Linked DNA regions of Homo sapiens: region 2 is linked to region 1. Evidence: read pairs that join two places in POLR2A ChIA-PET (ENCODE). Cell type or tissue: Panc1. All regions are shown on one strand. Links, peaks and the distances in the headings refer to the core of each region. The heading gives the core; the rest is flanking DNA.

Region 1 (9,988 bases), core at 4,874-7,373:
AGGAGTAAAACTTACGTGGCAAAGCAATCCTGTTACCTTTCACTTATGGGTTTTCCAAGGGCTGACAAGAGAGCCAAGACCTTATAACTTCATCTAAGCCCAGAGAAGGATATGTAACCGAGAAAGAAAAACAATGGGTTTCCCTCAGTGCCTATACTACACTTTGTTAACAGGAGACAAGGAAAATACTAGAATAGAAAAGAGAAGTTTAAGCTTGCCTAGTTCCCATACCTGGATGAGAGGTGATGACGATGGTTCGGTTGTCAAGAGTAGATATTGGCTTCTGGAAGCCACACAGTGCTTCAACGAGCTGTATGTCCATACACATGAAAAGGTCTTCTCCTCGTCTGCATAAAATATGACACATATTTATATTTTTCAAATCACGAATCAGTAGATGTACCAAAGCAGGCTGTTTTTTTGTTTAATAAAAGCAAAGGGTCTTTTACAAAGACACCCTTTTCTTCCCCCATTGTAAAAATCAAGCAGAGCAGAGATCTGGGAAGAGCAAACATGTGCAACCTGCCAGCCCCGTTTCCTAGTTAAGGATTCAAAGTCATTCCACACACTCTAGGCAGCCTTTACCATTTACCATCAGTGAACTGTTTCATTACCTAGTTTTAAATCTGGTTTCTCAGAGGGGAAAAAAAAAAAACAACTCACAAGAGTGAGGGTTAGGCCAGGCACTGTGGTTCGCATCTGTAATTCCAGCAGTTTGGGAGGCTGAGGAGGGTGGATCACCTAAGGTCTGAAGTTCAAGACCAGCCTGGCCAACATGGTGAAACCCCATCTCTACTAAAAATACAAAAAATCAGCCAGGCATGGTGGCGCGCACCTGTAGTTCCAGCTACTCGGGAGGCTGAGGCAGGAGAATCACTTGAATCTGGAGGCAGAGATTGCAGTGAGTTGAGATCGTGCCACTGCACTCTAGCCTGGGCAGGGTCCTAGATAATTTAGGCTCTATGAAATTAAACAATGAGGATATGTCCAATTTAAAGGGACTCTAACAATTTCCTCATTGATGAACCTGAAATAATATTTCCTGGCATATTGTGAGTGAACACAGCCTTTCATATTTAACGTTAACAGCCCACTTCCTCCTTCTCATGCTTAGACTTTCCTTTTCCAACCCACATTAATAAAACATCTTTAGGCTGGGCGCGGTGGCTCATGCCTGTAATCCCAGCACTTTGGGAGGCCGAGGCAGGTGGATTGCCTAAGGTCAGGAGTTCGATACCAGCCTGGCCAACATGGTGAAACCCGTCTCTACTAAAAATACAAAAATCAGCTGGGCGTGGTGGTGGGCGCCTGTAATCCCAGCTACTCGGGAGGCTGAGGTGAGAGAATTGCTTGAACCTGGGAGTTGGAGGTTGCAGTGAGCCAAGATCTCACCATCGCAATCCAGCCTGGGCCTGTTGAGCGAAACTGCATCTCAAAAAAAATAAATAAATAAATAAAACATCTTTAATACCCTTCTCAAATGACAGCATCAAAAGCCTGAGCTTGACAACATTTCCCATTATCTTCAGACATTTGTAAAATATTAGTCTTTTTTTTTGAGACCAAGTTTTGCTCTTTTTGCCCAGGCTGGAGTGCAATGGCGCCATCTCAACTCACCGCGACCTCTGCCTCCTGTGTTCAAGTGATTCTCCTGCCTCAGGGCCTGCCACCATGCCTGGCTAATTTTTTAATTTTTAACAGAGATGGCATTTCACCATGTTGGCTAGGCTGGTCTTGAACTCCTGACCATCCACCTCGGCCTCCTAAAGTGTTGGGATTACAGGCGTAAGCCACCAAACCAAGCTGAAATATTAATTAATCCTAAACTAGTTTAAGATGTTCCCAATTTCACCTCCACTCCATTAAAAAAAAAAAAAAAAAAAGGTGGGTTCTTACTGTCACCCAGGCTAGAATGCAGTGGCATGATCATAACCTTGAACTCCTGAGTTCAAGCCACTCTTCTGCCTCAGCCTCCCCAGTAGCTAGGACTCCTGGCCTCAAGTGATCCTCCCACCTCAGCCTCCCAAGTTGCTGGGAATATAGCATGCACAGAGGGTGTTATGTTAGCCATGGATCACAAACATTTGCTGTTAATCATCCATCTTTCTTGTGCTTCAGTGTTCATCATACTCATTATTTAGCTCAAAATGGTAGACCTGAATTTATACTTAGTATTGAGTTACAATTTAAGTTTCCTACAGAGATGCTTTTGGATATTTATAATTAAAAGCAATTCAATTTATCATAAATGAGATTGAAAACTGGTGAGAGCTTTAAGGCACTTAAATTGCTTTACAAAGATTGAGGGCAAATTTTTGTCCAGGGATGTTTTCCCCACCCATCTGCTGCTTAGGTTCACACAAAACATCTAATTGAAACACATTTTCAACGTTCCATACTTAGAGACAAAAAGCTAAAAATCTGATCCTATGTATTCAACCTCTTATGATCTGAACAATGGTTAACAATCTTCCTGAGAAATAGGTTCTAAGAGTAATGGAAAACACTTTAAAAAAAACAAAAAAACAAAAAACAAAACCAACAACCCAAATATGTGATATCAATTTGAGTGGTTGATAAAAGTCTTTACCGAGTAAAAACAGCATGGTCCTTCTGATCTAACACAATGATAATATCGCCTGGCTCCAGTCCTGGTTCTTGGTCTCCTTCACCATGGAATGTTATCTTCTGGCCATCTTTCATGCCTAAAAACAAAACATTAATTTTGTACTTTTATTAAATATCCAACTAAGGTCAGAATCATAAAATCTATACATAGATGTTTGTTTATGCATAAAAATCACAGAAATGACTAAGAAAGCCCACTTAAGTAGTTCAGTCCAATTTGCTCCTGAAGAAAGGTATCATAGTGGAGAACACAAACTCCAGAGGCAAAGAGACTAGCCTTCAAATCTCAGAGCTGCTATTCACTGGCTGGATTACCCTGGGGAAGTAAGCTGCATATCCTTTCCAAGTTTCAACTTTCCCACAGACACCTACACCTCATTAGCAATATTTAGAGTATTAACTCAACAGGTATATGCTGGTACTAAACCATGACTGGCTAACACTGGTTATAACCAAAAAATGTTAATTAAGTATTTCAGTTTCATTACTTATAACACATCAAATTACTTCTATTAAAAGTCTAACAGCAATGTAAATCAAGACCCTTCTATTGTAGTATTTATATATAAAACTAAAAAAATTTTAAATCTATAATCTTCTCTTGAGATAGGATCTTGCTCTGTTGCCTAGGCTGGAGTGCAGTGGCACAAACATGGCTCACTGCAGCCTCCATCTCCTGGGCTCAAGTGATCCTCCCACCTCAGCCTCCCGAGTAGCCAGGACCACAGACCAGCTAATTTTTGAATTTTTTTTTTTTTAATAGAGATGGGGGTTCTCATGTCGCTCAGGCTGGTCTTGAACTACTGGGCTCAAGGGATCCTGCCTCGGCATCCTATAGTGTTCGGATTACAGACCTGAGCCCCTGTGCCTGAAAATCCGTATTTTAAAGAACTATTCAGTATAGTCCCCTTAAAAAAAGGGTAATTATACTTTGAGAGGCCGAGTCAGGAGGATACCCTGAGGATAGCACCCTGGAGCACAGGAGTTCCAGACCTTGTCTCATTTAAATTAAACAAGCAAACAAAACAATCAGTGCTAGACACTCCCTTAGCCCATGTGGTCCGTAAAATACAAGGGGAGGAGTATTTTCTAACAGGGCAAAAAAACACGCCTTTTTTTTTTTTTTTAAACTGAGACTTCGTGCCCCTCACCTCTGACCCACATATTTTAGTTCAGTAAGGGTTTGGGCAACGTCTCTTAGAACATAACTCATGTAAGAAAACCTGTGTTTGTAGAGTATTACACCAAAGCAGTTATCTCCTGATTATTTCCCAAGATCACTCTGGTTACCTAACAGAGCAATCATGTTTCACCTTTACGTATGGAAAATATTAATCCTGTATAAACAGAGCCAACAGTACAATGAATTCCTACATATCCATCCAATTTGGCTTCAGCAGTTACTAACTCATGACTAATATTTCATGTATTACACCCCTACGCATGCCCCCCACATATACTTTCAAGCAAACTCCAACTATATCCATTAACCCACAAATACTTCAGTACGTACCTCTTAAATAAGGACTTAAAGCGCTATCAGTATCATACACTGACAAAATTAAACAATCTGTCTTTAATCGTGTATTGAGGCAAAATAACTTGTTATGCTAGGGAAGCAATTAAACTCAGCTAGGTTTTCCTGAATACAGAGTAAGAGTAGGCACAGCACAAATGCCTTCACTTGCTATATAGTTAGGGCATTAATTTCAAGTTCTCACTTACAGTCCATTGTTGATAGGTTCTTGGAAATTGCTTTAAATGAAATGACACATAACAAGACCAATTTTTTTCCCCTCAGCTGTGTTACAGTGACATGACATTATTTGAGGACCTGCATGACATTATTTGAGGTCATTCTGCTAGAAGTCCCAGTTTCCAAGAACCTATCAACAACGTTAAGACTTACTCTGTATGCTATTGGTATCAAGAACACCTCAAAGTATAAACCTTAGGCATGGGCCCACTAAGGGGTAAACACAGATTTATTAAGTTCAACAACTGGCCAAGGAAACTTATTTTTACCTTTCAATGTACTACATTCTTGGGTGGAACCCTGGGGGTCAGAGAGGCCAGTATCATGAGTCACATGATAGAATCCTATTGCAGCCACTTATGTTAATGTAGATTTGTATATTAATATGGAAATATGTTCAAATATTAACAGTTCCAGATTGGTATCATACCACAGTACAGTATAATAGTAGACCCATTTATAAACAGCAAAATCTGAAAAGAGATTACCATAATGTTGACTTAAGTTTCCTTCTGGGGTTATATACATTTCTTAAAATTTCTGCAGTGTATTGCTGTAATACATTTTAAAATGTTTTTGCAAGTTGACAAGAGTAAAATTTAAAAATTGACAAATCAATCAAATCCCGAGAATACAAAAAAAAGGTTATATAGTTATTTCTAAATCTGGAGCCCAATGGGTTAGGGAAGTGTCAAGTCTAAAAAAATGAAAGGTAGTCTATCAAATCAATTAACGGAGCATTTAAATATAATAGATGGGCAAGTAAGCCAATTAAGTGGGCCAATACGCTTATTTAAACTAGCCCAGGCCAGGTATGGTGGCACACACCTGTAATCCCAGCATTTTAGGAGGCCAAGGCAGGCAGATCATTTGAGGTCAAGAGTTTGAGACCAGCCTAACATGGTGAAACCCCATCTCTACTAAAAATACAAAAAAAATTAGCCAGGTGTGGTGGTGCACACCTGTAGTCCCAGCTACCTGGGAAGCTGGGGCAGGAGAATCGCTTGAACCCAGGAGGCAGAGGTTAGAGTGAGCCAAGATCGCATCACTGCACTCAAGCCTGGGCAACAGAGCAAGACTCTACCTCAGAAAAAAACAAACAAACAAAAACATGCCCATTGGTTTAAAAAATAAACATGAGGCGGGGTGCGGTAGCTCATGCCTGTAATCCCAGCACTTTGGGAGGCCGAGGCAGGTCATCACCTGAGGTCAAGTGTTCGAGATCAGCCTGGCCAACATGGTGAAACCCCGTCTCTACTAAAAATACAAAACATTAGCCGGGCATGGTGCTGGGTGCCTGTAATCCCAGGTACTTGGGAGGCTGAGGCAGAAGAACTGCTTGAACCCGGGAGGCAGAGGTTGCAATGAGCTGAGATCGTGCCATTGCACACTCCAGCCTGGGAAACAAGAGCGAAACTCCGTCTCCAAAAAAACCATGAATTTTTATGAGACCCAATTCTTCACCTAACTCCCCTTTCAAATCCTTAAAAGTATGCCTATCCCTTGATCTAGTAACTCCTAATTAAGAATGTGTACAATTCTAATGTTTTAAAAGATGGAAGAACTATGGTTTAACAGGAGAGAATTAAGTTTGGAACACTATTCAATCATTTACAGGACCACAGATTTCAAAAGATGATCCTGTTATATTAAATGAGGAGATTCCTAATATATTCTGTATTAGTAATATACCAATGTGCAAAATTATGTCTGGATAAAAGAACATTATTTACTAAGCTGCTAAGAGTTATTTCTGATTGATAGGATCATATATAACCTAATTAAGAATGATTTTTAAACAATTATAAAATGTTAATAATAAATCTGCCACAGCATTCAAGACTTCAGAATAAGTAACTCAGAACTCACCTTTGTCAATATGAACTTCTAAAATTTTCTTCTCTCGAACTATCTTCCTTCCGTTGCAGCTTTTACATCTATCTTTAGGACTGATCCGCTCCCCATGGCCCTGGCACTCCATGCACACAGACTGAATTTGCTGAACCATTCCAGGTCCTATCTGATGAATTCTTATTTGCATTCCAGTACCTCGGCAATTGGGACAGCACTCTACTGCTCCTTTCTTACCTCCTCTACCTAAATTTAAAAAGAAAATTAAATAATGTATGAATTAGTAGTGTATACAGTAGTAAATGTTTTAAGAAGACAATTCCTAAATGCTATACTTTTAATATTTTCGAAGCCTGATGGAATGCTACCCTCTGAATGTACAACTGATGAGATCATTCCAATGAGTTTCATTCTTATTAGAACACACTTTCCAATAAATTTTACTTATTACAAAAAAGATACCAAACTAGCTTGATCCCAACTGTATTTAAAATATACACAGAAAAAAGTGCTGATATTTCTTTAGGTGGGAGGTTTTCAGTTGGTTTTCTTCATATCTGCCCTCTCCTCCCCCAAAATCTAGGTAGTGTACATGAATCAATTTTACATATCTATCTAGAAGTCTTAGCTCCATTTTCAGGTGTCATATTAAAGGTGCTTAAAAACAAAACAAAACAAAACAAAAAAACACCGTACCTTCACATTTGTCACAAATCACATTCTTTTGCAGAGCCAGTTTTCTTGTTGCACCATTATATAAGTCTTCTAGGGTTACTGAGAGCTGATGTACAACATTTTTACCTAAAACAAAATATTTCTCATTGCAAATCTGTTTAAGATGCTGGATCTTATTTGTGCTAAAGGCACTATAAAGAATGTGGCAAAGAATAATAAAAGATGAGCCTCACAGGGTACATCTGTTGACTACCTACTATATACACAGAATGTTCACGTTATCACAGATGATCCTCAAACTGTGATGTAATCACAGATGAGGGAAAATCAGGTCAGAGATTAAATATTTGCTTAAGGGCACAGACGTGGCCATCTTGGAAATATGGTAAGCAAAAGCATTACCTTCAAAGTCACTTGAGAAAAACCAATGTTATTTAAAAGGGCACATTTCACAATAATCCAAACATTCATTTCTGTCACAATATATTTTTTGAAGCTTTCACTTCGTACCGTATTGAGCAACATGGCCAATTACTTCATCCAAAAATTCTGTAGCACAGTAAATTCTCATTAATCAAGATTGGCCAGGGAAGCTGATGTATTTATTGAGTCACCACAGAAGAGTATCAATTTCTACTTCTTCCTGATTTAGTAGAAAACAGCCCATTTACTGCTGGGCCAGCACTGGTTGTTTTGAAGGCCAAATTTCTCATACCTTTTATAATAGCATTGCCCAACAGAACTTTCTGCAGTGATAAATGTTTTATATCTGTTCTGTCCAACGTAGCAGCCACCAATCACATGTGCTTATTGAGCATGTAAATGTGGCCATTTAGACTAAGAAACCGTATTTTTGTTTTTGTCTTAAATTAATGGAGCCACACATGGCCAGTGGCTACTAAGGAGTGCCTTACTTCACTTAAATCAGAATAGGAAATGGAAGGTCAAGATCTCATAAGGACACTGAGGTTAGAAGTATGAAGTCACCTGCTAGTAAGTTAGTAAGTTCCTAACTAGTGGTCCTTCCACAAGGACTTATTCACAACAATATTATTGCCTTTCCACCAACTGAAAAAAGTTCTCAAACTCGTTTCTGTACAATATGCCTAATGAACATTTTAACTTTCTAATCAAGCATGAAATACCATTAATTATGTCCTTCTGCTTATAGTTCCACCTTTAGTTTTGGCACGCTAAAATCTAGCTGCCCTTATTTTGAACAGTGTTGAGTATAAGGAAGGAAAAATAAAGCTTCTAGAGCTTGATGAAGCGCATTTCCCCAGAAATAACCTCTCAATATGATCATAAGCCACATAAAAGAGCTTGCCAATGTTAACCTGCAGGTTCTTTGTAAGGTAAGTGAAAAACCACCACTACTTTTTTGTGGACAAATTCTAACAATTTACTAAGCAAGTCATTTGGATTGTGGACTTTCTTTTTAAGGAGTTTAAGTATCTTAATAAAAACATAATCCTTTCCTTGAAGATCTTTAAAGAAAAACTGAATAAACAATTTCCCAAATCTTTCTGAACCTTAAGAAGCTCAAAGTGAAATTTAATGGCTTGGCCATTCATTCTAAAACTGGTTCTGCTCATCAGCCCTTATTTGTATACACTATACTGGAAATAAAGTGAGACTGATTTCTCTTGAACATTTTACTCCTATAAGCAGTATTTCTAGAGCCCATAGGCCACTTTCCTGATAAACATATTAAATACATAATTTTGACACAATAAAGCTGAAACAAGAATAGATAGATGGCAGGCAACGAACCAGTTTTCAGCCCTGGCTCTGTTGGCTTGCTATATGAGCTTGAAGAAGTTTTAGGTTTCTGAACTTTAACTTACTCCCATTTGAAAAAGGCCACTGTACCTACCATCAAATTCCTTTGGGGAGTGAGGGAACACCAAATAAGATCTGTAAAAAGGGCTTGGAAAATTATATTGCTATATACTTTGTCTTTTTTTTTTTTTTTTTTTTTTTTTGAGACAAGAGTCTCGCTGTGTTGCTCAGGCTGGAGTGTAATTGGGCGATCTCAGCTCACTGCAACCTCCACCTCCCGGGTTCAAGCGACTCTCCTGCTTCAGCCCTCCTGAGTAACTGGGATTACAGGCACGCACCACCATGCCTGGCTAATTTTTGGATTTTTTTGGGTTTTTTGTGACAGAGATTCACTCTTGTTGCCCAGGCTGGAGTGCAGTGGCGTGACCTCCGTTCGCTGCAACCTCTGCCTCCAGGGTTCAAGCGATTCTCCTGCCTCAGCCTCCAGAGGAGCTGGGATTGCAGATGCCCACCACCACGCCCAGCTAATTCTGTAGTTTTGTAGAGATGGGGTTTCACCATCTTGGCCAGGCTGGTCTCGAACCCTGACCTCAGTGATCCACCCACCTCGGCCTCCCAAAGTGCTGGGATTACAGAATGAGCCACAGCACGCGGCCTGTTCTCATAATTTGTTTGATAATATCTAAGATTTTTGGAAGCAGTCATTTGCTACCACTCTGTTGGCTATTTTTTAGGCCCCTTAAATCTCATTTTAAAAAAAGCGACACCACTGGCTGGGCATGGTGGCTCACACCTGTAATCCCAGCACTCTGGGAGGCCAAGGCAGGTGGATCACCACCTGAGGTTTGCAGTTCAAGACCAGCGTGACCAACATGGTGAAACCCCATCTCTACTAAAAATACAAAATTAGCCGGGTTTGGTGGCACATGCCTGTAATCCCAGCTACTTGGGAGGCTGAGGCAGGAGAATCGCTTGAACCCGGGAGGTGGAGGTTGCTGTGAGCTGAGACCACGCCATGGCTCTCCAGCCTGGGCAATAAGAGGGAAACTCCGTCTCAAGAAAAAAAAAAAAAAAACCACAACAAAAAAACACGACACCATAAATCAGAGGCAATTTGTGGTCAGTTTGCAACATTATACCAACATGTAAACAAGCATTTAAAATGGGTGATTTCTCAAAGATCTGCTCTGACCAACAGCTAACTTTAGTTAGCTGCACAAAGACTAGATTCTTCTTACCTCTCCTTTCTCTCTGCATCCTTCCTCCTCCTCCAAAAAACATATCAAAGATGTCCAT
Region 2 (2,500 bases), core at 1-2,500, 120 kb before region 1:
CCTTCCTCTCTCTCTCTCTCTCTCCCCTCCCCTCCCTTCTTTTCCCCTCCTCTCCCCTCCCCTTCCCTTTCTTCTCTTTCATAGTTGTTTACCACTGTCAGAAAAGGTCTGTTCGTTTTCTTTCGTCGTGAGATCTTTGTTTGGTTTTGGTATCAGGGTAATACTGCCTCAAAAAATGAGTAGGGAAGTGTTCCTTCCTCTTCTGTATTTTGAGAGAGTTTGTGGTCGGTTTTTATTAATTCTTCTTTAAATATCTGGTAGCGTTCACCAGTAAAGCCATCTGGGCCTGATGTTTTCTTTGTGGAAAACTTTTTGATTCCTAATTCAGTTTCTGGTTATAGGTCTATTCAGACCTTCTATTTTTTCTTAAGTCAGTTTTGATAGTTTGTGTCTTCCAAGGAGTTTGCTTCATCTAAGTCATCTAATTTGTTGGCATACATTTCATAGTGATTCCTTATGATCCTTTTTATTTCCGTTAAAGTTGGTGTAGGGATAGTCCCTCTTTCATTACTGATTATAATAATTTGAATTTTCTTTTTTTCTTAGTCTTGCCAAAAGCTTGTCATTTTTATTGATCTTTTCAGAGGACCAACTTTGAGTTCATTATTTGTTCTCTTTGTTCTTATTTTTCTGCTTCATTAACTTCTCTAATCTTTATTCTTTCATTCTGCTTGCTTTTGGTTAAGTTTGCTTTTTCTGGTGTCTTAAGGTAGAAGGTTAGGTTACTGATTTGAGATTTAAAGATCATGCTCTTTAAACGTTTTGATAGATACTGTCAGTTTGCCCTCTGGCTTTTTCTCATTAACAGTGTATAGGAGTGCTTATTCCTCACACTCATACCAGCCCTGGGTGTTACTAACCTTTATATATTTGCCAGTATCATATTCAGACATAGTATCTTGTTTTAATATGTTTCTCTGATTACTGATGAAGTTAAGCAAATTTTCACGTGTTTATTGGCCATCTGTCTTTCTTTTTTCATCCTTTCTTTCAAGATGGGAGTCTTTGCCATGTTGCCCAGGCTGGACTCGAACTCCTGGGCTCAAATGATCTTCCTGCCTCAGCCTCCTGAGTAGCTGGGACTATAGGCGTGAGCCACCATGGCTGGCTTGCCCATTTGTATTTCTTATGTGAGTATTTTTTCTTTTTTTTTGAAGTGGAGTCTCACTCCATCCCCCAGAGTGGAGTGCAGTTGTCCGATCTTGGCTCACTGCAACCACCGCCTCCCAGGTTCAAGTGATTCTCACACCTTAGCCTCCCAAGTATCTGGGACTATAGGTGTGTGCCACCACACCTGGCTAATATTTGTATTTTTAGCAGAGATGGGGTTTCACCATGTTGGCCAGGCTGGTTTCAAACTGGCCTCAAGTGATTCACCTGCCTCGGCCTCCCAAAGTGCTGGGATTACAGGTGTGAGCCACTGTGCCCAGCTGACTTTTTTTTTCTTTTTTTTAACCCTTTTTTTTTTTTACCCTTTTTTTGGCCCATTTTTTTTTACCCTTTTTCTTTTAACCCATTTTTCTATTAGTTTTAAAAATATGTTTGCAGGAGCTTTTTATATTGTGGATTTTTCTTGTTTATTACATATCATTTGTAAATATGGTCTCTCCATCTGTCACTCTTCTTTATCTCTGGTTTCTTTAGCTATGTAGAAGTTGTTATGTTATGTTATGTTATGTTATGTTATGTTATGTTATGTTATGTTATGTTATGTTATTTTTTGGAGAGGGAGTCTTGCTCTGTCGCCCAGGCTGGAGTGCAGTGGTGAAATCTCGGCTCACTGCAACCTCTGCCTCCTGGGTTCAAGCGATTCTCCTGCCTCAGCTTCCCGAGAAGCTGTGATTACAGGCACCCGCCACCACACCCAGCTAATTTTTGTGTTTTAGTAGAGACGGGGTTTCACTATGTAGGTCAAGCTGATCTCAAACTCCTGATCTCAAATGATCCTCCCAAAGTGCTGGGGTTACAGGCGTGAGCCACTGCACTCGGCCAGAAGTTTTGAATTTTTATGTGTTTAAATCTATGTTTTCCTTTATGACTTCAGGTTGCTTTCATACTTAAGCAGGTCTTCACCATCCCAAAATGATAAAATTTTTCTCCTGAGTTTTCTTCTAAGTTGGTTCTTTAGAAGCCACCAACTTGGCTTCGACAGCAAAAGATGAACAGAATTTCTGTTCAACTCTCATGCTGCAAGAAGCTTTATGTAATACTCCAGGGACCCTTTAAGGTCCCAGAGTTTTCCTCCAAATCTATCAGTGATTCTAGTGGCTAAGAGTAGAAATGTGAAAATTTAGCCATGTGTGCTGATAGAGCTGTAGTAATTTGTAAGCTCTGAAGTTCTAAGGAGTCAGGGGAGAAGGGAAAGTAACATTTATTGAACATCTATTAGCTCAATAAGAACATGCGATAAGTATGTATATGTATTATTTCACTTACATCTGAAAGGAAGGCATAATTATCCCCACTCCTTAGAGAAGGAAATTGGAGCTGGCTACATTTA

Evidence for each region. Peaks named below come from ENCODE experiments on the same cell type or tissue, not always from the same donor. Only the 100,000 strongest peaks of a DNase experiment are listed, where the experiment ranks them.
Region 2: POLR2A ChIA-PET joins it to region 1 with 5 read pairs; 19 of 35 experiments call an interaction of 5 or more read pairs at or near these places.

What each region holds. Positions count from the first base shown.
Region 1 is chr9:33,026,933-33,036,920 of GRCh38, reverse strand. It overlaps DNAJA1 (DnaJ heat shock protein family (Hsp40) member A1), which reads right to left. Exons shown (of 9, transcript NM_001539.4): 3 at 9,931-9,988; 4 at 6,932-7,036; 5 at 6,254-6,481; 6 at 2,591-2,705; 7 at 232-347. Among named protein-coding and RNA genes, the nearest start is that of DNAJA1, 6.7 kb to the right of the region's middle. In Panc1, for the core only: no CTCF peak of the experiment used is centred there; no DNase peak of the experiment used is centred there.
Region 2 is chr9:33,151,527-33,154,026 of GRCh38, reverse strand. All of the region lies in intron 1 of B4GALT1 (beta-1,4-galactosyltransferase 1), which reads left to right. Among named protein-coding and RNA genes, the nearest start is that of B4GALT1-AS1, 14 kb to the left of the region's middle. RefSeq lists an enhancer at 207-326. In Panc1, for the core only: no CTCF peak of the experiment used is centred there; no DNase peak of the experiment used is centred there; H3K4me3 peaks cover 2 bases; H3K27ac peaks cover 581 bases.